4 separate regions of the Mus musculus genome follow, and regions 2, 3 and 4 are each linked to region 1. The links are chromatin loops, found by intact Hi-C in ENCODE. Cell type or tissue: heart. All regions are shown on one strand.

The links. Peaks named below come from ENCODE experiments on the same cell type or tissue, not always from the same donor. Only the 100,000 strongest peaks of a DNase experiment are listed, where the experiment ranks them.
Region 2: a loop joins it to region 1, with 6 times the contacts of the local background. A loop is called at or near these places in 37 of 42 quality-filtered maps.
Region 3: a loop joins it to region 1, with 3 times the contacts of the local background. A loop is called at or near these places in 7 of 42 quality-filtered maps.
Region 4: it touches region 1 in a loop (6-fold over the local background); 39 of 42 quality-filtered maps call a loop at or near these places.

The regions. Positions count from the first base shown.
Region 1 is chr5:129,582,598-129,590,597 of GRCm38, forward strand. Mmp17 (matrix metallopeptidase 17) reads left to right here and starts at 1,572. Exons shown (of 10, transcript NM_011846.5): 1 at 1,572-1,851. The coding sequence starts at 1,696. In heart, CTCF peaks have their summits at 1,327, 2,184 and 3,621 (motif pointing left); DNase peaks (open chromatin) are centred at 1,534, 2,284, 2,804, 3,624 and 1 weaker place; H3K4me3 peaks cover 3,429 bases; H3K27ac peaks cover 1,299 bases; H3K27me3 peaks cover 6,839 bases.
Region 2 is chr5:129,175,011-129,183,010 of GRCm38, forward strand. Adgrd1 (adhesion G protein-coupled receptor D1) reads left to right here. Exons shown (of 25, transcript NM_001347486.1): 16 at 3,039-3,142; 17 at 4,159-4,270; 18 at 4,533-4,686. Among named protein-coding and RNA genes, the nearest start is that of Gm46923, 62 kb to the left of the region's middle. In heart, a CTCF peak has its summit at 3,045 (motif pointing right); a DNase peak (open chromatin) is centred at 3,061; H3K27me3 peaks cover 4,031 bases.
Region 3 is chr5:129,327,652-129,335,651 of GRCm38, forward strand. No RefSeq gene overlaps it. Among named protein-coding and RNA genes, the nearest start is that of Gm34145, 24 kb to the left of the region's middle. In heart, a CTCF peak has its summit at 3,781; no DNase peak of the experiment used is centred here; H3K27me3 peaks cover 977 bases.
Region 4 is chr5:129,058,548-129,066,547 of GRCm38, forward strand. It overlaps Gm38615 (a long non-coding RNA gene), which reads left to right and starts at 5,031. Exons shown (of 3, transcript XR_868544.1): 1 at 5,031-5,937. In heart, CTCF peaks have their summits at 736 (motif pointing right), 3,217 (motif pointing right), 4,907 (motif pointing right) and 5,116; DNase peaks (open chromatin) are centred at 5,004, 6,904 and 7,614; H3K4me3 peaks cover 592 bases; H3K27me3 peaks cover 1,503 bases.

The DNA of each region.
Region 1 (8,000 bases):
CCTACGAATGCAATACGTTTCTCTCTTCTTGTCTAACAGGAGAGCATCGATCTTCTCCCTAGGGACCGAACCGACCTTCCTTCTAATGCAGCATGAACTAATGTCATGCATTAATATTGTAAACCTGACGGGCTGTAGGATCTCCTAGGAAACAAGTCTCCCAGCACACCTGTGAGAGATTATCTAGATTAGGTTAGCCTCTGGACACGCCTCGAAGGGATTATCCAGATTAGGTTAATTGAGATAGGAAGACCCATTTTTAACTAACTGTGGGCAGTACTGTTCCACGGGTTGATAGGGAGTTTGTTCCACATAGCTAAACACCCGGGAGATGCTACTGTCTTGTGGCTGCGCACTCTCTGTCTCTAGGGCTTTCTCGTGTCAAGGTCCTAACCCCCGCCCTCCCACCCCCCAACCCACGGACCCATCTCAAGCTGGTGCAGAATCTAATCTTCTCCCCAAACCACCCAGACCCCCGAGAGCAACAGGGTATGGATAGACACCAGCTGGGAGTTGAGGGAGGGAACTTTGCCTTCAAAGCAGGGAGTCACCCACCCTCTCCTTTAGAGGCATCATCTAAACCTCAGTGTCCGCGTGCAAACAATAAATAGACTGTAATCCTAACGACACCGAGGGACTAGAGAAACCCGCGGGGAAGGGGCTGGAGACCCAGCCGCTGGGGCGGGGGCTTGGGGTGGGAGGGCGCTGGTTTTGAACTCTGTCCCTTGGCCCAGCCAGTTTCCACATTGTCACTCCACATTGTCTCCTACTTAGGTATTATTTTCTCTGGACCTCAGTTTCTTTGTGTACAAATTGGGAACTATGGTTTCCACTTCTTACGGGTTGCGAGAAAGAAAATTTCATCTGTAAAGTGCTGAGCGGGTGCCAGATCCCAGCTAATGTTTGCTATTCATAGCCTCCCGGCTCACGGAGATAGAACGGGTCCAGCCCGCCGGAAGCATGGGGGGTTCACTCCCCGCCCCTCAAAACAAAGTCTCTTTTTTCACACCTGATGCAGACCCTCAGCAGCAGAGGCTAGATGCTCCCTGGCGGACTAAGGGGAAAAGGTGCTCTGTGCCCAAGGCTCCATACAGGACTCAGGTGTGCTCTCGGCCTAGTCTCCCGTCCTAAGCCCCTACTCCCGCCCACGCTCACCCATCCCATCCCACCCCATGCCCCCGCTCCCTCCTACGCTCTCTTGTATCACACTAATCCCCTCCCCCACCTCCGATCTCTCAGAATCGGGGTGCTTACTCCCACTCGCCCCAAGACTCTGTGGCCCGCGGGCTCCCCCGTGTGCCCATCACGCGCGCTGCAGCGGTCTTTAGGTCCTAAGTGACCTGAAACTAAACCAAGGGTTCTAGCAGGCGACCAGGGGGCGCGTCCAGAGGACGGCAGAGAACTCTAGGACACTCGCAGCCCGATCCGCCGGCTCCCTGTCTGCAGCAGTGCTCCAGCCTTCGGGGTGGGCAAAGCTTCTGTGCCATTACCGGGTCCCGCCCGCGCGGGGGCCCCTTTAAGGGAGTGGGCGGGGCGATGTTTATTAGCATACATTAGCATGGCCCTGCCCCGGAGGCGGGCGGGCGCGCGGCTCAGTCCCGCGGAGCGGAGCGGTGCGGGCGCGGAGCCGAGCGAGGCGCGGAGCTGGCTGCTGGCGGGTGCGGGGACCCTCGCCACCCGACCTGGGAGAGCGGGATGGGACGCCGCCCGCGGGGACCTGGGTCCCCCCGGGGACCTGGCCCTCCACGCCCCGGGCCGGGGCTGCCACCACTGCTGCTTGTACTGGCGCTGGCGGCCCATGGGGGCTGCGCAGCGCCCGCGCCCCGCGCGGAGGACCTCAGCCTCGGGGTGGTGAGTGAACGACAGGGGCACGGGACCCTGGGCACTCGGGAGCCGAGTCCCCAGGCGCTCACGAGGTGCAAGGGAGAAGGGAGACTCGCCCTTGCTCCTTTCGGAGAGGTGCGCGAATCCCGGTGAGGCGGGGGTGTGGGGGGGAACCCATTTTTAAGACAGAGAAACTGAGGCTGGGGCTCGGGCTGCTCGAGGCTCACGCTTGCAGGTCTAGGAGGATGCCGGTCCCTTTCCCGCTCCGTGCAGTCGTGCGCCGCAGCCGCGGGCGCCCCGGGGAGGTGGTCGCCCAGCCGGAGCCTGGTCTCTGGTTAAAAGCAGCTCCACAGAGACCTCTGGCGGGGTGACCGGTGTCACAGACGCCCGGAGCGGTGCGCCCCGCGAGCTTCGCGGCCGGAGTGGGAGGTCAGGGGCGCGCACCCCAGGCCGGGGACGCGCCTGTGGGCGTCCGGAAAACCTGGGGTTCCCGAGTTTGCCCCGCTGACGATGTTAGAAGAGCCTCCCGCACGGCGAGCGTGCCGCGACCCCGTCTCCCTCCTCCACCGGAGCGATCGGCCTTGTCCCGCCGGTGCGGGTGACAACCTCTGCTGTGTCAAGCCCGCTGCCGTCCCCATCCCGCCAACTCCCACTGCCAGAGCTTAGCTAGGCACTCCAGCTTGGGGACCCGGGTACCGGCTTCTTCCCACCTCTTGCCCACCCTCCTGACTGAAGTCGGGTTTGGAAACCCGCAGGAGACCCGGAAGGTTTCGATCAGACTTTATGGCTCCGCAGGCCCGCGAAGCCCTCTGCAAAGGCGCGCGCGGTGACTAGAGCCCGCTTTCGAGGAGGAGGAGGAGGCCCCGGCCTGGGTTCCTTAGATCTGGAGACCCGGCCAGGCGCGGCTTCCTGATTGGCACAAGCCAGCCAATATCCTAATGGGGTCCTGGCAGAGTCCGCTTTCCACGGGCGGTTGGCAACGAGGACTCCTACACCTCAGGTCTAGGCAAGGTGTCATGGAGATTTCCTGCTGGAGGAGACACTGGGGCGGGAGCAACCTCCAGTTTGGCAACATTTGCCCCTGGATCTGAGAGGGGCAGACTCTGCCACCCCCCAGGCATCTGAGGTGGCAGCGACCCATGCTTTCTCTGCCCACTTGCAGATGTCTGAGGGTCCCCTGAGGTGGCTTCTTCCCACTCCAGTGGCCTCTAAAATAGGGGTTCCTCACGTTCCTGATCCTAGGCTTTCATAGCTGGCTCCCCGATGCCATGAGCATTAGGACATCCAGACCCAGTTCTGGTGGGTGACAACAGAGTCCAGACGCACCCTCCCCCCCCCCCCCCCCCACACACACACCGTCTTCCTTCAAGCTTTCAGTGTATCTCTAACGGGACTGGTTAGGGGACAGGAGACAGAGCGAGGGAGGAGTCAGGGCGAGGGAGCCCCTGCCCATCCAAGTTCTTAATCAGGCCCAGTGTACTTAGGAAGTTTGCAGCAGCGGACCTCGGTGGTTGAGGTGGGGTTGGCTCCTCCCCCTGGCACCTGTGGGCTTCATCCGACTTTTCCCCTCCCCTACTGAGTTCCTGAGCACTCCAGGGTCACCAACCCACCAGCACCCTGAAGATCTCACTAACCAGGGTATGTGACTCCAGGCTTGCCAGAGGCAGCAAAACCCTGTCGTCCAATCCTGGGTAAGGCGGGAGGGTGCCGCAGGCAGCCTCCTGCCCAGGACAATACCCTCCCGGGTGTGGGAACCGGGTCCTGCCCGCCTCTCCTTTGGTGGCGGTGGGGGCGCCCTCTGGTGGCCCTCTAGGGAATGGCACCTAAGAGCTTGGGGCGCAGGGGCACTCACTGAGCTGCAAACGATGGGCGGGCTTTGGGTGGGAGCTTTCTGATGCCCCTCAGACCGCCCTCTGCGGGCTGTTGAGCGCATTCAGGTCTGGATGCCTCGGAGGAGAAGGACGCCTTTGTGTTTGTGATCAGCCGCTGCCAGACACCGCTAAATCCACGGCTGGGCAGGGAGGGGCGAGCGCCTGTGAATAAAGCCGGGAAGAGGCCCCCAGGCCCCCTGAAAGGACCCGCAGGATGTGGTTTCCTCACAGCTCAGTGGGGCCTGGCTTTGTCACTCCGTTTCTTAAGTGGTTGCACAGAGCCAAGTGTGCAACCCCAGGGAAGGTTCTGGAGAGTGGCGTCCCGGAGGCCTTTCCAAGCGTCCAGCTGGATAGCCAGGGGGAAGTGGACAGTTCAGACACAGCCAGATCAGGCCCTGGGTGGCACACTCTGCAGGTTTCATTCGCCACCTGTCTTGGAAAATGTTTCATCCGCTGCCTGGCTCTGCAGGTTCTGCCGCCCGTCAGCCCCTCATATTTCATTTACAAATGTCATACCACTCAGCCCGGCCTAGCTCCGTAGTGGATGCCGTGTTGCCGTGTCTCAGAAGCACCAAGCAGTCGTAGCTTCTGATGGCCCACGGTTCCTGGGGTTCTGCCTGAGAGCCCCCTTCATGCTACTCGAATGAGCCCAGCAAGTTTCTACCCAGAAGTCTCCTCCTGTGGCAAAGTTTCTCCCACTGTCGGCACCACACAGCAGGGCAGGTTCAGATCTTCATTGCAAATATGCCTACAACTGAAGGCTAGTTACTGGGGGAATAAACAAAGACCCTGAGGGTGGGACCAGTGGTGACAGGTGAAAGCAGGGACACAGAGTGCTGGGTTTGCCCGTGTGACCCCCTCTTGAAGCCTGAGCCACCTACCTGTGCAGACCTTAAACTCCCTCAGCTCTCAGCATCTTTTCTGGACCATGCAGGAATTCCCTCTTCTCCCCATGGCTTCATTCTAGGAACTACAGTTCACTGTGAATACAAACCAAGATAGCCAGGAGATTAAACAGAGATTGAGCCAGACCTGCTGATACAGGCACTCATTATGGGTGCCCAGAAACTGAGGCAGGAGGATGGTATTAAGGCCAGCGTGGGTTATGGGGTGACTCTCTTTAAAAGTGGAAAGAAGGCTTAGAGGCATATTTCAGCACAGAGCACTGGCTGCCAGCCCTAGCCCCACCAAATAAACCTGGCATGGTGGCACGTACCTGTGACCGCAGCACTGGGAAGCAGAGGAAAGAGGATACGGTATTTAAGGTCATCTTTGGCTACATAGAGTTCAAGGCTAGCCCGAGCAACATGAGATGACTTCTTTAAAAGGACCAATTCTGGGCGTGGTGGTGTATGTACCCTTAATCCTATAATCCCAGCTCACAGGAGGCAGAGGTGGATCTTAAGAGTTCAAGACCTGGTCTTTATAGGGAGTTCCAAGCCAGCCAGAGCTACCTAGCGAGACACTGTTTCAGGAAAATAGAAAGAAGATGAGTCTGGGTGTTAGTTTTAGTTGGTCTTAGTTCCGTGGTTCTCAACCTGTGGGTGGAGACCCCTTTGGGGGTCGAATGACCCTTTCACATGGGTCATGTATCAGCTATCCTGCATATCAGGTATTTACGTTGTGACTCATAGTAGTAGCAAGATTCCAGCTATGAAGTAACAATGAGAATAATTTTATGGTTGGGGGCATTCTCCACCACATAAGGAACTGTATGTATGAAAGGGTCACAGCATCAAGAAGGTTGAGAACCACTGGCCTAGGTTTTTTTGTTTTTTTTTTTAATTGCTTCGACCAAGGTAACTTCAAAATGGAAGTGTTTATTGACACAGCCCCAGAGGGGTAGAGGTCACGTTAGCAAGGTTGAAGAACTAGCTGCCAGAACAGCCGAGAACTCATGTCTCAGGTGGCAGGAAGCAAGCACACTGGGAATGGTTTGACACCTCAAGCCAGGTCCCCAGGGACACACCTCCTAATCCTCCCCAAACAGCAGTACCGACTGGAGACGGCGTGTTCATACAGAAGAACCTGGGGTGGGGTGGCCACTTTCATCCAAACCACTGCAGAGCTCATTGGTCTAGCATGGGAAGTGCCCTGAGTTCTGTCTAACACACACACACACACACACACACACACACACACACACACACAGAGAGAGAGAGAGAGAGAGAGAGAGAGAGAGAGAGAGAGAGAGAGAAACTAGGAAACAAAATGTCCTGGCTTCGCACTTTGCTTTGGTTTGAGACAGGGTCTCCCTGTATAGCCATGGCTAACCCGGAGCTCACAGAGGTCTGCCTGCCTCTGCTTCCTGAATGCTGGGCTTAAAGGTATGTGTCACCACACCTGGCCACCCTGTGGATAGCTACTGTTGGGACCCTTTTACCTAGACCTGGGCTGGGTCCCACACTACTGCTTAACCTGCTCTGTGAACCAACAGATCACAGGCCTTCAGTCTTCTCTCCTTTCAAATGGGCCTGTAGGAGCAGGCTGTGCTTAGGGGGAGAAGCTGGGGAAGTTCAGGAGGCTTGCAGGGCACTCTCCAGTGAGGACACTGCTGGGGGCCGTCTAGGGTACGTTAGACGTCTTTGCTCTTAACTGTAAACATGGAGGATTTATTAACACTTGGCCCTGGGTCTGCGTACAGGCCAGTGCCGGCACATGGAGGAGAAACAGCTCAAGCATTGCTGGGCACCTGGCTTGCAGAAACGATGGCATGGATGTGTGGTCTTCACACAGCCTGACATCCCCTCATAGCTCCACGTCTCACTCTGGGCTCATCTCCAGACCCTTCACTCACTGGTGTGCATGTCCTTTCTAGACTCTGATGCTTAGCTACTTCCTGCATCAAAGGCTCACACCCACTCCTCCCAGGATGAATGTTCTTCCCAGGGCTCCTCACCTAGACAATCCCGTGTCTACCCAGAACAACTTCCTGGGTGTCCGTCTAACTGTCCCCTCTGTCACATCTCTCCCTTCCCTGTCAGTGGCTACAGGATAAGCTCAGAAGCCAGCCGGCTCCAGCCCCAGTTCTGCACTCTCAGGCTGTGTGACTGGGTCCGTGCCCTCCCTCACCTCTCTATGCTTCTCTCCCCTCGATTGTAAAATGGGGTTACGGCAGCTCCCATTTCATTGGGCAGACTTACCCAGTGCCGGCTCTGCTCAAAGGAGACCACAGAGAACAAAACCAAACAAAAACCAGAGCTCACCATCCTCCACACATCCTGGGGCTTGTGGGGTGCTTTTGCGATAGGAAGCATTCAGTGGGCCTTAGCTCAGGGTCACTGGAGCAGTTGTCACCAGAACCAAAGCAGCCTGCCACACTGTGCGCATGGCCTTCCTCCATCCTCCCCTCCTCTCTAGACAGACCTGCCCTGGTCTGCCTAGCACTCCACAGACAGCCCTTGCCACAGCCAGGAATACCCAGGCATGGGATCACTCCGGCTACCTATTAGGATCTATCTTCATAAAAGGGTCATGCAGGGGCTGCAGAGGGGTTCACCCGGTAAAGTGCTTGCCGTGCAAGCATGAGGACCCGAGTTCAACCCCCAGAACTTGTGTTTACAAAGCTGGTCATGGGCCTAGCGAGATGGCCCGGCCGTTAAGAGCATGGACCTAAGACCCACATTTGATTCCCAATTCCTACAACAGGTGACTCACAATTGCCTGTCACTCTAGCTCCAGGGGACCAGATGCCTCTGGTCTGCTTGGTCACCTGCACTCAGGTACAAGTACCACAAGAAATATATATTTATTATATATAAATATAAGCTTGGCATGGTAGAACATACTTGTATTTCTGGCACTGGGGAGGCAGAACTGGGGGGGGGGTCCCCTGGAGCTTTCTGGCCAGACTTTCTTGCCTCTTCAGTGAACTCCAGGCCAGTGGGGGACCCTGTCTCTAAGGAGCTGAACAGTGCTCCTGAGGGTAACACCTGGCTTGTTGTCCCCTGGCTTTCGTACACATGCCTACACATTAATAAATAAACGAGTCGAGTATCCCATGTGCTGTGTAACTGTGGACAGGTTACCCGGCTCGTCCGGGCCTCGGTTTCCTCCCCTGTAACTGGGGCTCCCACTGGTGTTGCCCTTACAAGGGTCTGGGGGGCTTGATGGGGAAGAGGATAGTAGGTAGGAAGTGGGTGGCCAAAGGTGGCACTACCCATGGACTATAGCACCTATTGTTCTCATTTATATATTAGTGATTACCACAAACTTCATATACATGTGATACATATGTACACACACACATCAGGAGCTGCTGCTGCTTCTGACACTGGTTAGAAGGACAAGAATCTGAATACAGCT
Region 2 (8,000 bases), 410 kb before region 1:
ACAGGAGGATGGGGAGCAGGCCTAGCCACTCCCTCTGGAAGTGTGGACCTCTTCCATTAAAACATCAGCGTCGGAGATGGCTCAGCTAATAAAGCATTTATCATGCAAGTGGGGGCTAGAGTCTGGGTCCCTAGCCACCCACAGAAAAACTGAATGGGCTTGGGGGATTCCTGGTTCAAGCTGACTAACTAGGATAACCCCATTGGCTCTGGTTGTAGCCAGAGACCTTACCTCAGTAATAAAGGAGAGAATGGCTGAGGAAGATGTTGGATGCCATTGCTAGAGACCTCAGGGCAGAGTCTTTTCTTTCCTCTTCATCTTCCTAATCCCTATCTTATTCTCTCCCCTGTTGCCTCCCGCTTCAAGTGTTCATTCCTGTCTCCCTTTCTGTCTCCCATTGTCTCATTCACTCCCTGTGTCAGCCTTCTTGTCGGTTGCTTCCCATGAGACATCTTTCCCTAAGGCTCTGGGGAGGCTCCTGGGCCACTTGGGCCATGGATGTGAGCCTAGGAAGTCACATCAGAAAGGACAGTGTAAACTGCTTCTAGGAAAGTCAGGGAGGGGAGGAGAGAGGAGGGACTCTGGGACAGAGCAGATAAAAGGCTTCCAGGTAACGTCTGGGGAGCCCCACCCTAGGTCCTTACTCTGGGGTCCACCAGTCTTATTCCAGAATCTTCATTAAGAATCAGCTGCTCTGAAGCTGGGGGTGGGGAGCTGTCTCCTCTGGGATCCTATTTGAGGAGGAGGCTGCCTTCAGAATGGGGGTCTTGCTCCATGGGGTAAGGGGTAGGCTTGGTGACTAGGTGCAGGGACAGGTTAGATGAGACAGTGCCCAAAAAAATGAAGCAAAGGACTGGCCAGCATGGGCAGCCTAGGCTTGAAGGTGGAAGTGTACCATAGTCTGAGTTTTGGTTTCCTTATGGGCAGGGAGCCCCAAAGGAGTCCAAGAACCAGATGGAAGAGGCATAAGATAGTGGAGGAATTCTTTGTGGATTTTTGTAGAGATTATACACACACACACACACACACACACACACACACACACACACACACACACACACAGAGCCACCTCCCTCTCCATTGGTGGTTTCCATCACCACCGACAAGCCTTCTGAGCCTGCAGCAAGCACCTCTTTGTTCTCTGAACAAAGGGTGAAGATTGCTCCTTTCTTACAAATGAGTAGGTGCATCTTGGAGATTGCTCCAACTAGGTGCATACAGACCAGCCCCTTTCACGTGTCCCCTCAGGATTCTGACCTCCGTGGGGACCTGCTTCAGTGGTAGTTGTCTCTCCAGCCATTCCACACACCCCTTTAATTCTCCTTTTGAGTGCTGTAGGTTAGTTAAATCCCCCTGCTGGGCCTGAAACCCACAAAAGTTCAATGTCAAAGCCTATCTGGCTGTTTTCAAGCCTCTGAGATGAGCTAGGGGATAAAGGGGACTTTGCCAGCAGTTACCACTGCCCCCCAGCACTTTGGGGTCAGGATCTGCCAGCAAAGGGAGGGGGTCCTTATCTCCTGGTATCTGGTGTGACATGAAGGACTCAGTCCTGAGAATCTATACCACACCTGGCCCTGTGTCTTTGGTCCTTGGATTTCCTACCTCCATCCTTGCCTGGCTTTGTATCATAGGTTAATCTTAGTTCCTGACAGCCAGTACAGATAATGGGGAAAGAGCCTATTTTTTGTCTCTGTGGGCTACAGGTATCTCTCAGGAGAGTGGCTGCATCCTGATGTGGTGGCAGTTCCCACCAGGACTCCAGGGACTAGACTCTGTCCTTTAGCCAGGAAGGTAGCTCCTTGTTGTGATTGGCAGCTTAGTCAATCTATCAACCTTGAGGAGTCTCCTGGCTTTTGATGAAAAAGTCCTGAATTTTATTCATTGTGAAGGACTTGTGCACCTCATTTCCCTGGTAAGCCAGGTGGCTGATGGGAGACAGAGAGACTCCTGGGTCCTGGTAGGAAGTATCTGAGGCCCAGATTCCTTATCGGACTCTCCCATGGGGTGACCTGAGCTGCAGAAGGCCTAGTCTCGATGTCTAATTAACTCCGTGAGGGGGTCATGGCATCTCCATCCTTCCACAGTAGCTGGGATGTTCATGCCCACCTGTACCTGCATTGTGTATCCATTTCCATAGGACACAGAATGCTGACAGCCTGGGCTCAGCCCCAGTAAGGCTCCTGCCTGTGGTCAGCAAATGATTGAGATGAGGGATACTCGCCAACCTCGAGCCGCCCAGCGAACCATGGTGGCTCTCAAGGCCTGGCTGTATCTAGGCTCTGTCCAGGGCCAGAGAGTGCATGAGGGGGAAGCTCAGCCTCCGTCAGAGCTGGGACACCATCCGGTAGAGCCAAAAACCCAGCCTTAACAGAACAGGGCCAGGTACCAGATGCTGAGGCATGGATGAGAACATCAAGCCCAGGCTGCTGGGCTCCAGTGGGATGCATAGTCTGTTACATATGTCTTGTATTGCATGGAAGATGGTCTGTCACAACAGATGTCAGTCCAGGTGACCACATAGGTGCCCACTTAAGAGATGGTCCCAAGGGCTGGTGTGTGCCTGCCAGTGAAGGCAAGTATATAGTGACTGTCAATTTGGGGGTTAGTGATACTGAGGACAAGAGACCTGGAAGTGATCCTCTCACCCAGCATGCTGTGTGTAGTTTTCCTAGCCTTATGTCTGTGCATCCACTGGTACCCACCTCAAGCCCCTCACTGTTGCTCTCTGAATTTCATAGCCAGAGGAGGCACATATCTCTGATCATCCTAGATCACCCATTCAGACATGGCTGGGAGTATGGTGGTAATACAGGCCAGGTAGCTTAAGTGGGGAACACAGCGGATACAACGGAGCAACCCAGAGCACGGGAAATGCCAACCCTGAATTCCAGTGTGGTGTAGCCCTCTTTCTGTGAGGCAAGTCTTGGAGGTTGGCATTACAAGGTCAGCACTGTGGGTGTAACCACTTTGGCACCATCCCAGCCAGGGGATGGGATGGATGGAAGGCCAGCCTCCCACATCTCCTTCTGTTCCCGCAGCTCACACATGGACACCAGGTGGCGCTGTCGTCCATCAGTTACGTTGGCTGCTCTCTGTCAGTTCTCTGCCTGGCTGCCACCCTGGTCACCTTCGCAGTACTGTCGTGAGTCACCCTCTCCTTGTGTCCCCAGGAAGTCTAGAAAGTTACTGGAAATATAAGTGTTTCCTGTCACTCTGGCCATTCCTCTGTCTGGCTCTGAAGACCCTTTGGGGGGGCGGGGGCATGCGTCCTAGCTAGTAGGGGTACAGATGTGACTATGTGACTGTTCTCCGGTGACTTTCACTTTCATATCTGAGGTGCAGAAAAAATGGAAATAGCAGGGCCTGTAGGGTAGGGTCAGCAGGTTTTAGACATGTCAGAAAGGTCTGGAAAGTCCCACCTTGGCACTTGAGTTCCGGTGGGATCTGAGCCAGGCGAGAGCTAGCACATACATCCTTGACTGCACCCTCATCAGCAAGCAATGGTGCTTGGTTTTGAGGCCAAGTTATGCATAAATGCCTTTGGATGGGGCCCATCAATAACCAAGAAAGCCAAAGAATAAATAAATGCCTTCTCGAGCAGTCTGCCACGCACAAGGAGACAGTGCAGAGGTGAGCATCTTAGGGTGGGAGGCCAGAAAGCCCTCCCTATTGGTAGTCATCCAGGCCTCCAGGAAGAGCCCTGCCAGGAATGACCATAAAAGAATGGCGGGTCCTGTAGCCACCCTCCTGTATCCAAGAGGCGCCCTCCCTTCCTGCTGCCCTCAATTTCGATGATGCCCATGACGTCATGGGGTGTATTTTCTGCAGGTTCTAATTTAGAATTTCAATTAGTTCCCTCCATCTCCCCCACCCCATCCCTCACAGTGGAAAGGGTGAAACAGAAGAGGGCCCAGGGAGGTTAGAGGAGCCACTGAACTTCCGGGAAGGGCTCAGGCTGTGCAGAGTGGCTGGAACTATGAAAGGAAGTAGGAGGCTAGCCCAGAACAACCAGGGTCCAAGCAGGGAGCTATGGCATGGGCAGGGGTAGGAGCTATGAAGATACTCATGGTTTCTCAAAGAGAAGTAGAGAGGGGACCCGAGTGGGGGTAGGATGTCGAGGCTGAGCTCCGGGACTTACACCCGCCTCTCTGTCTTCAGTTCTGTCAGCACCATTCGGAACCAGCGTTACCACATCCACGCCAACCTGTCCTTCGCTGTCCTGGTAGCCCAGGTCTTGCTGCTGATCAGCTTCAGCATGGAGCCTGGCACGGTGAGTGGGTGCTGACCCTCGGCCGGCAGCTGTCTCTTCTTGAGTCACGGCAGTGGCAGTGGCAGTGGGCATGGCTGGGGAGTAGCAGTGGGCATGTGGGGAGTGGCAGCAACACGGGCTGTAGAACTCTGGCCTGAGAAACTGAGCCTTGCCTCCCCAGGAATAAAATGAGGTCCTGGGAATAAATAAGAGTAAGCAAAGCCTCAGCACGGCCCCCCCATGTACCCCGTGGTCTCACCCTGCACCTTTGCTTGGCTACCAGGTCCCGTGCCAGGTGCTGGCTGTCCTCCTACATTACTTCTTCCTGACCGCCTTTGCTTGGATGCTGGTGGAGGGACTACATCTCTACAGCATGGTGATAAAGGTCTTCGGCTCAGAGGACAGCAAGCACCTCTACTACTATGGGATAGGCTGGGGTATGTAGTAGGGGAGGGGCAGAGGGCAAGGATAGGCTGGGGTGTGTGGCAGGGGTGGGGCAGATGGCAGGGGTGGGACCTATTAATATAGGTTGGGAGGGATGAGGTGGGCCGGGTAGGGATGGGGCAGATGGAATGGAATGGGTTCTGGTGGCAGAGAGGCAGAGCAGGTGACTGTGGGGCAGGGTTTGGTAGAGACGGGATGGGTTTAGATGGAGATGGGGTGGGTTTAGCTAGAGATGGGTTGGGTTTAGGTGGAGATGGTATGGGATGGGGGGGGGATCAGGTGTGGAGGGACATTGCTGGAGATGGGATTGGTCAGCGTGACTCATGGTGTATCAATATACCATTGTCTTGGAAAGAGTCTGTGTTTTGCTGTTGGACAGCGTGTTCAAACCCTGTCAGGCTTAGCTAGTTCAAGGTGACATTCGAGTTCTCCATTCTGACCTAGGTCTTTCCTCTGTTTGCTCTGCTCATTTTTTTTTTGAAGTGAGATGTTGACGTCACTTGGCCCGTTCCTGTTTCTGCTCCCTCTCTGCCTTCCTTTGACTTAAGTGGGTATTTTCCTGTGTGGCGCTTTAATACTCTTAATGAGCTCACCTTGTATTTCCTGGGTCGTTTTCTTTAGCGGTTACCCCCGCACATACTGTATGCATTTCAGCATATTAAAATCTATTTTATGTTCTCACTAAATTACAGTGAGACGGGGAAGCGTTGCTGTTAAGTGTTTCTATTACTTTATCCCCTTTTTTCTGTGGTTATTGCTACACATATCACAACTGCATGGGGGGCCAAGGGTTATGGTATCTCTTTATCAACCTCCCCTCTCTAACAGAAGCCAAGAGAGGAGACCGAGGGTGTGTCTCTGCAGGGTGTGTCTTGTTATCCATCGGACGTACCATGTCTGGTCTTCTGGTCCTCTGCAGATGTCCCTGCAGTCTGAATTGCCATCTGGTCTTGTCACCACGCTCCCACACTGCGTTTCCCTCTCTCCCTCCCGTGTACCTTGGAAGCTTATTACATTTCTATTTGTTATGGACCTAATAATGCAGCTCTATAAATGTCATTTGATATTATTGCTTTTTAACTCAATTGAGAGAAAAGAAAAGAGGAGGGCACCCAACTCCACCGTTGCTTATAATTTCATAAGCTATTGGTGTCATTGTGTGTAGGTCTGTGTTTCTATGTGTGTCCACGAATCTGGGTGCGCGCACGTGGGTGTGTCTCTGTGTTCGCGAGTCTGTCTTTCTGTATGTGTGTGTACATGTGTCTTTGTGCCTGCACTGATGTGCCTGTCATTGCTGTGCGTGCCCCTAGCTCTCTTCCCTGAGCTGAGCATTCTCTTTTCTTTCTGTATCTGGCGAAGCAGCTCTGTCGGCTGTTTATCTCACAACGTCCATCTTGCCTTCATTTTACAAGGTGGCTGTGCTGGACTCGGTTGCTTTTCCTAGGGACACCTTGTGTTCCCTCATTGCCTCTGTCTCCACGGTTGGCCCTGAAGTTCTGCTCTTCATTCTCTCAGGTCCTGGAGCCGGAGGGCTGCTTTTCTCCCATCTCACCCAGCGTTTCCTCTCCCTTTCAGCCTTTGCACTCAGTCATGACCAGGCTGCCTCCCTTCCCAGCTTCCTGGCATTCCTCCTGGTCCTTATCAACTGTTGAAGCAGCCGTGGTGTCTTCAGACACCTGCTTTGCTCTGCTCTCCTCTCTGGCAGCCTGCAGTGCCCACCAGAAGTGCCATGGTGTCTGAGTTTCTCTGGGAACCCTGTTGGCTCCTGTTTCCTCTGATCTCCATGTAGCATAGTCTGCATGGTCCTGACTCTTCCTCCGGCTGCCTGGCCCCTGCCAGCTCCTCTAGTGAAGTTTTCATTTCAATGATTATACTTCTTGGTTCCAGAGTGCTCATTTGACCCACGTTTCTTCTTTGAGAGAGAGAGAGAGAGAGAGAGAGAGAGAGAGAGAGAGAGAGAGAGAGAGAGAAACGCATCTGCTACCTGATGCGTTCTGCTGATAGTTACTTCTATCAGTGTCTTTAATGGCACTGGTCCCTCCCAGGCAGTCTCTCAGATATGTTGTCACTCTGTGATCTTGTGTGACTTAGGACCTTTTGGATCATATAGTTCGGGGCTCTGAGCCTCCTCCTGTGGCTACCTGTTCACTGGTCCACTACTCTGTTACTTGGACTGCTTGAAGCTGGCCCTGGGCTGGCATTTCCTATCAGAGTGGAGGAACAGGGTGAAGTTCGAACCCAGCTGGTGTCACGCTGTTCTTCAGAGGGCTCTGGGAAGGGACAGTGGCCCCTGAGAGTCAGTTACAGTAGGGCACAGAGGGCTGTCGCACTTGTATTGATAAACACACTGTGTGGTCTGGGATTAGAGGGGAGGGCAGCACAGGTGTGTGTCAACAGCCTCTTTAGAATGGGGCTTTCTAATGAAGAGATGAGGGCTAGAGATTTTAGCTCTGCCCCAAGGAATACCCTGCAGGCCTGGGCTGGGGAGCTTGGGGGGTGGGGGGGAAGCAGAGCCATACTCATGTCACCAGGCAGGAAGTAGGGAAGCCACTCAAGTGCCCCAGGCCTCCCTATTCTTACACTGATTTCCTGGATGGTCTTGAATTTATTTATCTCTATCAGCTGCTCCGACTTAGAAAAGTTTACAGGGGCTCTGAAAGTTTCAAAGGTTGGACCCTTACTATCCACCATGCAGAGTCTCCCTGGGCCATGGCTGATGCAATGTCCTGCCTGGTCTTGGCTTGTCAGCTATGTTGACTCTTGCTCATCCGAGGGAGTCCCAGCCAGCACAGCAGAGCCCACTTCCTACAAGTGTCCTGCTGTGGATGGGCGCAGCAGTTGTAAAAAAAAAACGTGGGCTAAGCATCAAAGACCTGCTGCTTTTTTTTCTGCCTTCCTTCAAATAGGTTTAATTTTCTCAGCCCTCATTATGCAAACAGCAGATTAACTGTGTTTACCGTGTGCGCTCTGAGTTGGCAAATGCCATTTATTTGAGGCTGAAGTGGAGGCGTCGACACTTGACACTTTCCCAGGGATTCCCTGGAGAGACAGAGCAGGGGATGTGGGTGGGCAGCTACCTCCAACAGCTGCAGGCCATGCAGTTGGTACCCATGGTTCCTGTTGTCTCCCCGCTCAGCCTGGGCACTCACACTGCTGCTTTTGCGCATGTGTGATAGACAAGGCTAGAGTCCACCGCTCTCCAGCCCCTCAGTAGGCTGATCCAAGGGTGACCTGCTTCTTCAGTCTGACCCAGGTAGGAGGTGACTCCTTCCTGTGACTACTGACTTCTGTTAGGAAAGATCTAGAC
Region 3 (8,000 bases), 250 kb before region 1:
CATTTATACCCAGCAGTGATGGAGAATACAAATTCTCCTGCTGTATCAGGTTTGGCCCAATGGCTGCCCCAAGATACCTCATATCGTCCTTGAGATCCTAGCAGGACAACTGGAAGGCTGGAGAGTGAGGGCCACCCGTGTGTGGCCACAGTGAGGGTCACGAGTGTGTACCCAAGACTAGGGTCACCTATGTGTGCCCATGCCTCAGCCCTGCAGCAGGCTCAGCGCCTTGCCAGTCATGCAGTGCCCTGGAGACCTCATGCCTTCCTGCTCAGCCCCTCTGGTCCTGGCTAAGGGAGCGGCAGCTCCCCGCTGGCATCCAGCACCCCGGCTGCACACACATCATTAGATGTCTTTATTTAGAGAGCTTCCTGCCCAGGTCTGCCCCCTGGGGCAGGGAGTATTGATGCTAAATCCATCACGTAGTAGACCTGGGCATTTAATCAATGAGGCCTCATAGAGCCCCCGTGAGAAGGGAAGGGTGCCAGGAGAGGAGGCCAGGCAGGAGAGTGGGCAGAGGCAGCTCTGGCTGTGGCGCTGCTGCGGCATCTAGACTCCAGCCAGGAGCTGCGTGTCCCTGTAACGTTGGCATCACAACAGAAGCACACTGAGGGTTTTCTTCAAGATCCTCATTAGCTCCCACGCACAGCCAGTAAATACATGTGCATTGTGCCAGACACAGATCTAGAGGCCAAAGGGGAAGAGAGGACAGAGTTTTGTTCCTATTGAGCTTATGGTCCTGTGAGGGAAGAAGTGATGGTGGAGGAGATGGGATGGTGATGATGGTGGTGGTGATGATAATGAAGAATATGGTAACAGTGCGGATAATTGTAGTGATCATGGTGGTAGTGATGATGGCAACAGAGACAACAGTGGCCACAATGGCAAAGGCAGTGATAGTGACAATGACAGTTCCCAGCTGTGGCCTGAACTGTGAAGGCAGACACTGTTTCCCCACCTACAGCAGAGGGCAGAATCTGGTGTGTAGGCTCTCACTCACTCCGGCACTATCAGAGTCTCCTGTGCAGAATGCAGCCATTGCACAGGGCACAATGCTGCTTCCGTATCTGCCACACGTCACAGAAAGTGAACGTGGAATGTGGTTACAAGAAGCAGTTGTGTAGTGGGTTATGCTGTCTACCAGGTGAGGTGTAGCCGCCAGCGGGCACAGGTTACTGGGTTCCTGAAAGGAAAGATGGGGTTGGATGGGAAAGGCAGCGAGAGAAATAACGAGCCAAGACAAAGTTCTCTGATCAAGGGCCAATCTTTAATGTACGGCACTGAATATAAATCCCTTCGTTTCAGCTGGGTCCTGTTGCTAGTCTCAGCTGGACTGAGTTGCACAGTAGGCCCTTCAGCAGCTCAGCAGGCGGGCAGTTCTCAGTCCTCTGGCAGGAAGATGTAAATGTAGCAAAGTCTGACTCCTGGCTCAGGTCTGAGGAGGTTTGTTCAGCCAACTCAAGGCTGGGGGAAGGGCACAGTGAGGGGCCCCCAGAGGCTCATCAAGCTGTGTTTTGGGGGATGGGGCACTTCTTTCCTGTGAGTTGCTGGGACATGAGAACATATGCAGGGAGACCTGGGACTATAGAGAGGTGGATGAGTGTTCAGTCGTCGGAGACAAGCTGACTTCCCACCTGAGGATTCCTGACAGTGGAGTAGGTTGGACAATGGCTTCTGGTCCATCCACCCATCCACCCATCCATCCATCCATCTATCCACCCATTCATCTGTCTGCCCATTCATCTGCCCATCTATCCATCTGTTTGTCCATTCATCCATCCATCCACCCACCCATCTCTCCTTCCATCATACATACATACATACATACATCTATCCATCTGTCCATCCACCCATATGTACATACATACATCTCTCCCTCCATCCATCCATCTGTCCATCCATTTGTCTGTCCATCCATCCATCCCATCTGTCTGTCAGTCCCTCCCTCCATCCATCTATCCATCCATTCACCATCCTTCCATTCGTCCATTTGTCTGTCCATTCATCCATCCTTCCATCCATCCATCTCTCCTTTCATCTATCTGCCTGTTCATCCATTCAGCTCTCCTATCCATCCATCTGTCTGTCCATCCATCTGTCCATCCATCTGTCCATCCATCTGTCCATCCACCCATCCATCAGTCCATCCATCCACCCATCCATCTGCCCATCCATCCATTCCATCTATCTGTCTGTCCCTCCATCCATCTATCCATCCATCCACCATCCTATCATCCATCCATTTGTCTGTCCATCCATCCATCCATCCATCCATCCGTCCGTCCATCCATCTCTCCTTTCATTTGTCCATCCGCCTGTCCATCCATCCATCTGCTACTCAACATCTAGCATCCCTCATCATCCAGCCACTATCCATGTGGTCACCTACCCATCATCCATCATCTACACATCCACATCTAGTCTTCTGTCCACCCAGGCGTCTGCCCCAGCATCACCTTCCCAGAGCCCTCACACACATCCCCCTAATATGAGTTCCCAGTCGTCTCACTCCTTACCACCAGTAGCAGAAAGTTAGTTTTCTCAAGATGACTGTAGTGGCTAGGGAAACTGGGGCCCAGAGAGTGGCAGGACCTGCTTAGGGACAGAGTGACCCAACTGAGAGATCAGGATGGATGCTGTCCATGCGGGTGGCATGCAGAGTTCTTCCTTCTAAGCTACCTGCCTGTCTTTTACAGAAAAGGGTCCATCTGTTCCAAAGTCGCCACTGGCCGGGCATATCTCCATCTTCCAGTGAGATACATCCTGGAGGTTCACATTCAGTGTTGCTCTAATGGTCGAGAGTCCTCAGAGCTGCACATCTGCTGAGGGTCTTATCTCTGGAACTAAGACGATCTCAGGAGGAGTCAGTCATGCCTGGTCTCTGTTCTCCACAGCTGTTTCCCCAACCCACAGCTGGCATCCTAAGACACTGGGGAGTCTGAAAGGGCCCCCTGTCTTTTTGGCTTGGGGAGAGTGGGGTGCTGTGGGCATGGCAGCACCTCTGTCTCAGCCCTGGCTCACAGTATCGGGTGTCTGTGTGTGTTGGTGACAGCTCCCTGTATCCCCTCTGCTCTTCCGTGACAGTGACCAGGCATCCCCTCCACTTTTCCTTGCAGTGTAGACTTGCAGTACACAAGGGAAACACCGGGTTTCAGCAGCAGGTTTGTTGCTGCTCTTGAAAACCAAATTGATTTTTGCTCTTAAGTTTCTTTCTTTTCTTTTCTTTTTAAACATTGCTATGAAGGTTGAACCTAGGTCCTTGAGGATGCTAGGCAAATGCTCTACCGTGGAGTTCTTGCATATTAATCCCCAATCTCCATGACCCTTACCCTTAAAATCATCCCCAAATGAACGTCGCGTCCTCTGTCTCAGGCCTCAGCATCTCCATCTCCAACATTAAAGATTGGAGCATCCTTGTCACCTGCCTCCCAAATCACAGTCTGCATCTTAACAAGCCCCCCAGAAGCTGTGCTCATTACGCCCAAGGCATGCTGCTGCGAGCATTTGGCTCTCACAACCTGCTGCACACCAGAACCTCCCAGGGACCTGGAACGATGTCTGCTTCCCTCTGCCAGAAATTCTCAGCTAATTGGCCTGTGGTGGGGACTCGTTAGACTCCCAGGTGATCTCGATTCGCAGCAGAGTTGCCGAATCACTGACTGAGAGGAAACGGGAGAATTCAAACAAAAGGACGGTCATGCCGAAGTGGGTGGTCTGTTTAGAGCCCAGAAGGGCAGCGTGTGGCAAATGAACCAAAAGTGAATGCACTTTCCACCAAAGAACAGCAGGTGGGGCTAAAAGAGAGGGCCTGAGTTCACAGCCTGGGTAGTATAGGATAGACCCCAAGTTTATTAGGGCTCTCTAAGGGATTAGAACAGATAGAATGAGTGTGAGTGTGTGTGTGTGTGTGTGTGTGTGTGTGTGTGTGTGTGTATGTCTGTGTGTGTATGTCTGTGTGTGTCTGTGTGTGTGTCTGTGTGTGTGTATGGGGGATAGATTAGATTGACTTACAGGATATGTCCTGGTACTCCAATAATGACTACCTCACATTAAAGAGTCTGAGAACACAACAATTATTTAGTCCATGAAGCTGGTATCTCAGCAGTCTCCATCTGGCTCTGGAGACATGGAGGATTCCTAGAAAGCTGCTGCTCTTTAGGTCTTCAAGAAGTTGGTTTTAATATCAGTAAAGTAATACAGCAGCAACAGGATGGATGAAGCTGCCAGCAAGAGTGAAGGCAAGCAGACAAAAAAAAAAAAAGCAACGTTTCCTTCTTCCCTATCCTTTTTTTCTGGGCTGCCTCCAGAAGATGGCACCCACAGTTAAAGTGAATCTTTCCACTTCAAATAAATGAGGAAGAACCTTTGTGGGTATTCCCTGCAGCTTCCTTTTTAGCTGACTCTAGATCCAGTCAAGTTGACAGCCATGATTAGCCACCCCAGCAAGCATACTTGGCTGATCCATCACCATCCTGTGTTCCTGTATTGTTTGACTTGTGTGTATGGCTGCTTGTCTGTATGTGCACCACATAGGTGCAGGTGCCACAGAGGCCAGCAGAGGGCACCAGATCTCCTTGGGAAGGGAGTTGAAAATGGTTGTGAGCTGTTAGGACCAAACTCAGATCCTCTGTAGCATTCCTTTGTAAACTTGCACACACTGTCAACATTCATACTCAGACCAGAGGAAGGCTTTGATGTCCTTCTGAGCCTGGCTCAGCGCAGAGATAAGGAAGGCTTTGCCATTCCCGTGGGTCCCAGCGAAGCATTGGGTCTTGCTATGGCTGCATCCGTGTTAACAATACACATTCCCCAGAGTTTTGACTGCTCATTACACGTTTGTTTAAGGCTTCCTTGTGCACCCATCTGAAGCAAATGGTTTCATGCTCTTGTGTGAGAGTGTCTCTCTACATTTTAACCCAGTCATCACATGGCGCTGGAATATGAAGCCCAGGCAGGGTGGGCCACTGGCTGGAGTCCTTGTTCTGGATAGACACTACCCACCAAAGACAAGAGCCCATTAGCATTCCTGAGCCCTGGTGACTGACTTTCCATGGACCCCAGATTTCTCTTGGAGAAATCAAAGGGTAAAGTTGCTTCACTGAGGTTGCTGTGTGCAAGGGCTCTCCCTCACCAGGTTCATAATGGAAAGTCCAGCCCACCGTGCAGTGGACAAGAGTCTTTCAGCCTCCACTTCCAGTGGTCAGCCCAGTGATAGCCCTCCGTGACCTTCGTGAGCAGAGGGATAGCCTCTGCTGGGGTTGTAGCCAGTATACAGTGAGCCTTGCTCTCCAGAAAGGACCACCCAAGAGGCCAAAGACAGCTTAGGACCCCTGAGGTATCTGGCCTCCCCATCCTTGCTCTGAGGAGAGCCCAGTGATGGTGTCTCTTACCTGGTCCTAGTTAAGCTTTCTGTTGCTATGCTAAGTATCAGGACCAAAAGCAACTGGAGGAGGAAAGAGTTTATGTCATCTTGCAAGTTACAGTCTATCCTTGAGCAAAGTCTGGAACTCTGGCTGGGATGTTACTCACTGGTTCGTTCCCAGGCTCAAGATCAGATATACACCTTCTACATCCCAGGTCCACAGGCCTAGGAATGGTATCTGTCGTGGTGGTAGGGGCCCTCCTGAGTCAATTAGCAATCAAAGAAAATGCCACCTACTCCCACCCCCCATGCCCACAGGCCAATCCGAAGGAGGCGATTCTTCAGCTGAGGCTTCCTCTTCCCAGCTGTGACAAGAAACTGACAGTCAAGATTAGCCACTGCAGCTCTAGATCTAAGCTACGTTCAGCTCTGGCTCTGTGGTGAGTTCAAACCATCCTGCTTGATGCCCAGAGTGGAGGGAGAGTCTCTCCATCGCTGCTCCCAAACTTGACCGTGCTGAAGATTCCCTGGTTCCTGGTGAAGATTCCCTGGTTCTCAGCTCTTACTCGACAGCTGAGCTCTCCTGGGTCTTACTGTCTGGCCCCCAACCGTGCCTATCTAGCAGGCTGGAATTCTAGTTCTTTGGCTTTAGCACTTGACTGACCCTGCTCCCTGAGGACCAGGACTGCCCGCTCTCCATCCAGCTGATCAGATGTACAGAATGATAATTCCCTATCCAAGGGAATGATGGGCATAGCCAGGTGATGACTAGGATACAGGGCTGCTGATGTCTGAACCCCTGGGCCACTTAATTATTGCAACGAGCCGAAGAGATGCTGCGGCTGCTGGATAATGATCCTAAACTCTGTATTGCATGTAGTGGATACATGGGGGCATTCCTGAGCATCTCTGGTAGTGTCTCAGCTGGATGATGGATGAATGGAGACTCTCTGTGAATGATAGAGAGAAACCCTAATGCTGGTGACTCGGCCTGATCGGCTGAGGGACTCACGGGAAAAGGAACAAAACAGTCTGTCCTGGAAAGGCAGCAGACCGTTGTAAAGGTCTGCACCAAATGTCCCCGCGATGAGATCATCATGGGAGCTGAAGAGACACCTGCGCTCAGATCCACGGTGAGGGTCACCTCATGTGTCCACTCCTAACCACATCTATTTCCTCACAGCACACAGGGGACCTCACCTCTTCCTGGACTATAGTTCTCTGCTACAGATGCTGGACTCACCCCCACTTTATGAAAATGAATGGGAGCTGGACTTGAAGAAGGGCCCTCAAGGAGCTTGGCTCAAGAGAGTGCGCAGAAGCACCTGTGTGATTATCCCAGGGGAAGTCTAGGGGATCACTAGATATTTAGCTTCATAACTTGATCAAAGGAGGAGTCACTGATATCAAGTTGTGTGTGTGTGTGTGTGTGTGTGTGTGTGTGTGTGCATCAACCCACAAATCAGGGCCACAGAGAAGGTTGGATGGACGTTGCTTTTGTGAAGTCTCTGCCCCAGGCCAACTTCTTTTGGAGAAAACACAGATGCTGCTGGTAACACAGATGACACAGATGCGGTTACCAACATCTCTCCGTGTGTCTACCATCCATCCTCGGATACATCCATGCCTCATCCATCTATCTCGCTATTCAATTATCCACCCATCCATGCTTACAGATATACATATATTTATATAACCCATTATCATCTACCCATCATTCATCTCTTCATCCCCTATTCACTAATTCATCCGTCCATCCCCCACTCATACCTCAACACACCATCCCCACACCCATTCATCCATCCATTCCCCACTCATACATCAATACATCATCCCCACACCCATTCATCCGTCCATCCCCCACTCATACCTTAATATACCATTTCCCACACCCATTCATCCCCCACTCATACATCAATATACCATTTCCCACACCCATTCATCTCCCACTCATACATCAATATACCATTTCCCACACCCATTCATCCCCCACTCATACATCAATATACCATCCCCATGCCCATTCATCCATTCATTCCCCACTCATACATCAATACACCATTCCCACACCCATTCATCTATTCATACCTCAATACACCATCCCCACACCCATTCATCTATCTGTCCATTTACACATTCACTGACCCATATATCAATTCATCCCTTAGCCATTCATCCATTTACCTATTTGTCTATCTATCTACACATTCATGACTCCACTGATCACTGTCTGTCTCTCCTCAAGTGCACCCATCCATCTATCAGCCCACCACCCATCAACGTGCTCATTCACCCATCCAATCTGCCTTTATACATATCCCCATCCATCATCCCTGTCCATCTTTATTTCAGCCAAGCACTCATCCACCCCCACACCTATCATCTAACCACTCATACACTCATCTGCCCCCCCCACCTATCCATCCATTCATTTACTTTAAAGTCATTAATTGTTTGATAGTCTCAGACACAGATAGGCAGTTGGCTTTGTAAAGATCCATGAAAAGAGAGGCTCTGCTTCCAAGAACTTCCATGTTTTATCATAACAAAGATCCTAAGATGTTTTGAGAAAGAGACTTCGAAGGGTGAGGGAGAGATGACGAGAGAAGAGGAGCTTTTGTCATCCATGGTGAGTATG
Region 4 (8,000 bases), 520 kb before region 1:
AGATGCCTACAAATTTATACCCTGGTGATCCAGCCCAGCCCAGCACAAGCCTGTCATGTAGCATTTGCAGAAGGGTCCCCTGTGATGTCTCTCTGCCTTGACTGTCTTGGTACCATTTGCACAGCAGTCTCTGGGGCAGGGGGAGGCTGGAGTCTGATGGGCAAGGTCATGGCCATGGGGATGGCTGGAGTGTGTTTGGAGCATCTCAAACATTTTCTTTTACACAGGCCCAGAAACTTCAGGTGAGACAGCAGCTTTCCTAGGAATCCACCCCTCACCCCTCAGCTCTGAGGCTGCCCTTCCTTTAATGGTAAAGGACACATAACATAAAATTCCCATCTTAACCACTTGCAACACGGAATTTGGTGGTCTTAGAGCGGTCACAATGTAGGGTAGCCGCCACCATCATTATGATGTTGTTGTTGTTGTTGTTGTTGTTGTTGTTGTTGTTCTTCTTCTTCTTCTTCTTCTTCTTCTTCTTCTTCTTCTTCTTCTTCTTCTTCTTCTTCTTCTTCTTCTTCTTCTTCTTCTTCTCCTTCCTCAGCCTCATCACCCTGTGTTGGCTGTTCATTGCTGTAACAAAGTCCCGGAGGGAAGCAGCTTAGAAAGGGGAAAGGTTTGCTTCAGTTCATGGTTTCGGTTCAGTTGCTTGGGACTGATTTTGCAGGTCTGTGGCCCGCAGAGTATCTTGGAGAGAGCCAGTAGAAGAGGCAGTGTCTGCAGAGGCCAGCAGAGGCCAGCAGAGGCCAGCAGAGGCCAGCAGAGGGCATTGTATCCTCTGGAGCTGGAGTTACAGATGGTTGTGAGTCACCTCATGCATCAGAGAAGCAGAGTCAGGAAGCAGAAAGTCCTGCTATCTCCTTCAAGGGCACACTTCCAATGGCCTAACTTCCTCCTACCAGGCTTCATAAAGTTTCCACTACTCCCCCCCCCCCCCCAATAGCACCATAGGCACCAGCAATCCTTTAACACATACAACCCTAAGCAGAAACCCATACCTCTGTTACCAGCTGCTCCCACTCTGCCTTCCAGCTGTGTCAACTTAACACTAGTCACCTGGGAAAAAGAAACCTCAATTGAGGAATTGCTTTCATCAGATTGACCTGGGGGCATATCTACCAGCATTTTTTTTTTTTTTAAATCTGTCCAGCCCACTGTGGGCGGCACCAGCCCTAGGCCTAGATGATTCTGGGCTGTATAAGAAAGTAGGCAGAACAAGCTAGTAGGCAATTTTCTTCTAGTTTCTGTCTTAGCTCCTGCTTGAGTCCCTGCCCTGACTTCCCTCCATGATGGGGTATGATCTGGGACCATAAGCCAAATAAACCGGTTCTTTCCCAAGTTTGTTTTGGTCACGCTGCACATCTCAAAAATTGAAAAGCAAGCCAGGACACCAAGCATGGATCTGTTTTCTGTTTGCATGGATTCTTCTGGACAGCTCATTTAAATGTGGCCTTCTGCCTAGCTTCTCACACATCGTGTTTGAAGAGCAACCCACGTTGTAGCGTTTCTCTTTGTAGCTGAGCGTGGACCACATTTGCATATTCGCTTATCGCTGCTGAGCATTTGGTATCTACTCATTGGCTATTGTCAAGCAGCCTTTGTATGTGGCGTGCTTTGCACACCTTTACTTCTTTTCTATACACAGCCACAAGTGGGCTTACAGGTCAAGTGCTGACTCTGGATCAGATGGTCCCCACACCAGCTGTGCTATTCATGGCCCGCTACAGTCTCTGTTTCCTCACAGGCTTGTTTTATTCTGGAAAGTTACTGTTATCAAGTCTTGGGGTCTCTTTTTGGACTTTCTAAGCCGAGCAGAGTGGGATACCTGAAGCAATAGTCTGATTCAAGTCACCAAAACATGGAGACTCACAGACCCCACTTAAGGGGTCCCTCACTAAGGGGTTCCCCAGGGATGTGTCAAGATGCCTGTTCTGTCCAGTTATAGGACAGGCAACCTTACCACGAGTTCAGGTGTGAAACCCACAGAGATGTGTCTTTCCTTTCAAAATTTGGCAACAGGGCAGCAGGCGGCATCTCCAGAGGACTTGCTTCTGATGCTGTGTGGAATATGGCTCTATCTGTCATCACCAGTGTTGCCTAGGTGCAGAAAACAAGGCTTGGCAGATGATCACCTAAAAGCCCAAGTTATTCATTTAAAACCCCTTGAGGATGGTACTCGATGCCCATAGCCCAAACAGCCATATATTCCCATGGTCCTCCTTGCCCTGTCCAGCTTCCTGAAGTCTGAGGTCTTTCTCCTTTTAGCTCATCCCTTCTGCTCTAATCCACTTTTTCCTCCCTTTTTATGATTTAAATTTATTCTCTTGTGGTTCTAGAAGCCAGAATGGAAAAGTCAGGGTGTTTCCAGGGCTGACTTCCAGAATCTTCTGGGAGAGTTCTTCCCGTCTTTTCCAGCTGTGGGAGGCACCATGATCCTGCCTAAGGTGAGACTCTCCTACATCAGTCTGCCCCCCTCCTCTCCTCCTCCATCTCGCCTCCTCTCTCCCTCCTCCCTCAGACCTTGGATGCCCCGTTTACATGTCTGATGGTTATACCACAGCCATGATAATCAGGAAGACCTCCCATTTCAGGCTCCCTAAGCATGCCATCCGTGAGCACTTGCTCTCAAACCCACTGGGCTCTTTCCCAACTGTCACAGCCTGGCATTCCACAGACTTGCTTTGTGTGGCCGGTGCTGATGACAGGCACCTCTGTCTGGGGAGAGCACGACTGTTGTTCACCATTCCTTGATTCAGTCATCATCTGAGAGAGATAGAGACAGGATGATAGAGACGTAGAGATGGATGGAGAGAAAAAGAAGATGAAGACACAGATGTGGACAGAGGAGCAGACTGACGCTATACACACTCACAGGAGGAGACTGAAGCTCTGTGTGCCCACAGAAATCTTTCGGTTGGTTCCAAGCCCTCACCCTCAGTTTGATATTGTGCTTCTATCCATCTGACCCACACCACAGCCTCCCTAGGCATCTACTTCCTTCCCAGTCGCTTAGTGATGACAGACCAACAAAGCAGAGTCCTGGTCCTCGACGAGGTGAGCCGTGCCTTCTCGTAAGCACAGACATGCCCTGTCCCGTTAGAACGCAGGGAAACGGCCCATTTGTCATTTTCTTTTCACCTGGAGGTCCCTAGTGTTCCCTAAGCATTGGGACCGCTGGCATTGGGATAGCAGCACCTCCAAACATTTCCCCTATGAGCCACTTGGGGGCACCCATGCTCCGTATTGTGGCCACAAGCCTACAAGGGATTTGTTCCAAAGGTCCGCATGTGTTTGTCCATATCCATTTCATAAATAGATCACACATTCATGTATTTTTATACATAATGCAAATAAATATGTATAAAAATTTGGAGACCCCGCACCACAAAGAATGGAAGGGTCTCAGACAGCTGCTCGTTAACAATGCCCGCCACGCACCCAGGCTTGAGAATCGTCATGAAGGAAGGCTGCTCCACTGGCCTCGGCTTGGACAGGGCTGGATGCTGGGCCAGAGACAGGTTCAATCTTTCCAGGTATTATAGAGTTACTGTTATTTAAGTCCTCACATTCTTTGGAGCATTTTACTCCAGGAAAAGAGGTCTGAGGTATCTCTTGGTGCCACTGAGGGAAGGAAAAACTGGAGACACATTTGCGATGTGACTTCATGGATTTCTACCTAAAAGAGAGGCATCCAAAGCCCCAGATATGTAGGTACCAGCTATCGAGGATGAAGCTAAAATGACATTATGTGGGCTGGGTCACATTAGACCAAGCCATTCACTTACCATCCACACTGTTGGGAACTCTGGAATGCCTATTCCAAGCTATGTCCTGAAATGATATCCTAAGCTTTGGCAAATGGATTCTACAGAGGCCCCACTAGGAAAAGGGCTAGTGAGGCTCAACTGGAGGAGGATGGCTTTGCAGTGGTACCCAAGCCTCACATCCACTACAGCAGCTCAGATGATGCCAAGCAGCAGACACACCAGGCAAGCTGGGAAGTCGTCTGGCCAAGGTGGCTTCTGAACGTCAGAGCCTGGTTAAACGAGTTTACTCTAGGGGGGTGGGGGTGGGGTGTTCTAAAATCTTAGGGATACTTACTGGGTCTTTGGAGGACAAGATGGTGGCCTAAGACCAAGGCACAGCCGTGGATGCTGCTTGCTTTGTTTATACAGGCTATTGGCAGGTGAGCCGTAGTGGCCTTCCAAACGTTGATGCATGTGTGCTCGAGTCTCTGAGATCTTGTCACAGAGCAGTTATGATGTGACTTGGTGGATCTGGGTGAGTCTGAGAGTGTATTGCCAGCACACGATTGATACTGGCTCTGTAGTTCTTGGGTCATATGATTGTAACAAAGGCTCTGCACATGATGTGTCCCAAATAGCGGCCTCTGAGGGATGGCCACTATAAACTCTGCTCTCCCTTTGGCCTTTTCTCTCCATCATTAGCCCAAGGAAACCAAGTGTCCCCAGGATGGTAGCTTACATATTTCTCTAAGTCATAAACTCCTTCACCCACTAGGTGACCTCAACTATTGGCTGAGGGTAGGAGATTAAGAAAATAGCACGTCCCCTTGTTGTCACAGTCTGTCACTGTAGTTTGCGAGGTAATCACACAGCCTGCCAGTCTGATGCTAAACGCTGTGTGGACAGGAAACACAGCACAGGGCAGGATGCCAGTCAGCTCTAGAAGTTAGGATTGAAATTCTGGGTGGAGGAAGCTTGCCGAAAGAATGTCAGCTGGTGGGGAGAGGGACCTTCGGCAAATAAGGGCGGCAGGACTGAATGTCTGGATCGCTAAGGAAGGAGAAAAATAAGGAGGTGAGTCTGAGGAAGGGCGAAGATGGGGTGCCCCCTTGCTCGGGCTGTTCTACAGAAAACAGCGAGTACTGGGGAGCCAGCTAGTAAGCGCGAATTTACAGAGAATGTCCACCAGGGGGCAGCAGAGCAGAGGGATCAGAGGTTCTGTCACAGAATTCTAGAATGGGGGAGGAGGCGTTGACGGGGTAAGGGTGACGGGGGTGGGGTTTGGAGTCGGGAGACAGGACTCGCGGGGGTGGGAACCACAACACGGGACCCCAACAGGCACTCCACAATTGTCTTTTTATCTCAACTGCCCTCTGGTACTCTTTCTGGATGGCAAGTTCCCAGGACAGTGTGGTCCTAAGAGATGCTCACCCGGCCTCATTCTTGGGACCTCTGTATAGCAGTTCCGGGTAGCCACCCCCCTCATGAACTGTTGAGGGGCCCTGGCAGATGCACGGGAGGTTTTCCAGATGGCAGAGGTGCTTAAACCCTGCATTATCTGCGAGGAAGGCTGGTGGAGTGGTCTGGAGGACAGGTGGACAGCCGTATTCAGTGTGCGGGGGTTGGTCCTACCTCGAAGGCATGACCAGCCTGCAGATTCTTCTGTGGATCTCCCACCGTCTTGGCATTTGGAGAAGAGGGCTCATGGCGGAGTGGGCAGGAGGCCGTTCTCAGGTGTGGAAAGGCTACTCCAGCTGTCTGGTTTGCAATCATTAAGTGTGAATTAGGACAGAGCAAAAGCTCTTTCCTTCCTTCACAGCTCCCACCACCCCTCCCCCGCCCCCGTTTGTTTAGATGGAGACATGGTGGAAAAAAAAAAAAAAAGACTCCAGCAGAGACTCCAGCATCCTGTGATGCACTGAACGCTAGCCGGTGTCCACGGAGGTCCGGTGACTCGGTATGCACAATGCCACACACTTGGAAACTGGAAACACATCTACATGGCCCTGTGCAGCAACTACAGGGACCAATGGAGGCCACACTTCTCTCTCCTGTCACGGACTTCAGCTCCCAGGAGCAACCCAGGAACCACCAGAAATGCCAGCCGGCCGGGATGTCAAGCCCTTTCAACAGGTCCCTGATCGATGTTCCTGCCAGAGTAGCTGCTTGTGGCTGTCCCTGTGGCCTATGTGTAAGGCTCTTTGGGGCTGACACACTGCAATTCTTTTTTTTTTTTTTTTTTTCCTGACTTTCTTTTCATTTTGAGCACAGGTGTGCTGACGTGGCCCGGTGGGATGACGTGGTTGGTGAATGGAAGGTGACTAGAACACATGTTGGGGACTTGTGTGCTGACCTGTAAATACTTCCTTCACATGACTGATTACACACTCTCTCCTTGCCTTAGTGTGTGTGTGTGTGAGTATGTGTGTGTGTGTGAGTGTGTGTGTGTATGTGTGTGTGTATATGTGTGAGTATGTGTGTGTGTGTGTATGTGTGTGTGTAGGTCAGATGTCAATGTGGGGAGTCTTTCTTAATTGCTCTCCAGAGTAGTATTATTACTACTATGACTTTTAAAGGACTTTAATCTTTTATTTTACCTTATTTTATTTTGAAAACTTTTAAAACTATGTGTATTGATGTTTTGCCTGCCTGAGGCCATCAGATCCCTTGGAGCTGGAGTTACAGACAGCTGTGAGCTGCCATGTGGGTGCTGGGAATTGAGCTCCGTTCCTCTGGGAGAGCAGCCAGTGTTCTTAACTGCGGAGCCATCTCTCCAGGCCCTTATTTTATTATTTTCAATTACGGACATGTATGTGGGTTTGTGTGCTTACATGAGTGCAGGCGTGCCTGCGGAGGCCAGAGGGTGTCAAACCCTCTTGGAACTGGAGTTACAGGCAGCTGTGTGCCCCTAACATGGGTGCTGGGACTCAATCTCCGGGCTTCTGGAGGAGCTGTGTGTCCTCTTCACCACTGAGACGAGCGAGCCTCCAAGTTGTCTGTTTTGCTTTTTGAGATGGGCTCTCTTGCTGAACCTGGGACGTGCTGGTTGGTTGGCCCCACGGATCAGTAAGCTCCAGGGATTTCCCCTGCCTTTGCCCCACCAGCGCTAGGATGTCTCGATCAGCCATGTACACACCATTGCCAAAGGAGCCAAACTCAGGACCTCACGCATGCGCAGTAAGCACTTTACCGCCGCCGGAACCACCTTAGTCCCCATTTTCTTATTTCTTCTGGTTTGGTGCAGAGTATCAGGCTAAGTGCTAAGTCACATGAGGGAGGAGCTTGTTCTGAATCACAAGTGAGGAGTGCTGTGGGCGCTTGGGGACTCTTGAATCCTTGCAAGTGATAGATAAGCGTAGTTCTCAGTGTGTGTGTGCGTGTGTGTGTGTGTGTGTGTGTGTGTGTGTGTGTATGTATGTGTGTTACAATTCACAGAAGGTGTCCCTGTCTTCCGTACTATGCGGAGCTGGAGTCCCTGGGATCCGCAGACATAACGTGTATCCCAAACACTGGGCAGCATCACAGCAGGGCCGAGGAGAGGTAGCAAAGCCACGCCCTTTAATCTTTGCTAAAAGTCACCCACCCGGATTCTGGGAAGAGTCATGTTTTATCACATAGCTTGGGGACCCGAGGCTGCTCTCGGAGTTTGCCCTCAGCTCTCAGGATCCAGAGGATGACCCAGACCAATGGTTTGAGCATTTTAAGTTCATGAGACGTGTCCCCAGAGCTGAAGCCAAGGGTGTGGCTGCCTGGCTGTTGCATCAGATCTAGCTGGGGAGGTGGGGGTGGCCGGCTTGGCGGAGAGTACTCAAGCATGTGGAAACATATTTTTGCCCTGATATCAGCTGTATTACTCAGGGTTCTAGGCTTCGAGTGGAAGACGGAGCCTGGCTCGCTCAGGCCACCAGGGAACATCCAGAAGGCTGTTGGGGGTCTGCAGAATCGAGAGGGGTCAGGCTTGGGTGCCAGAGCCGACTGAGGAGCAGGGACAGGCTAGACCACGGAGATCCTGCTCTGTGTGAAGATGGACTGTCTGCTACTTGTTTGGGACTCAGTCCCAGGGCAGAGGGCAGACGCTAAAGAGGCCATGTCAAGGGTTTCTGCTTGACACTAAGGGTGGGAAATGAGGCTTTGCTCCATTTGGCTCAGAACAATCTCTTGTCTCTAAGCATGCCTAACATAGTGACAAAACCTCAAGAAGCCAAGCGTGAGGAGGAGCCATGTGTAATTTTATGCCCTTTTCAACGAAAGGGC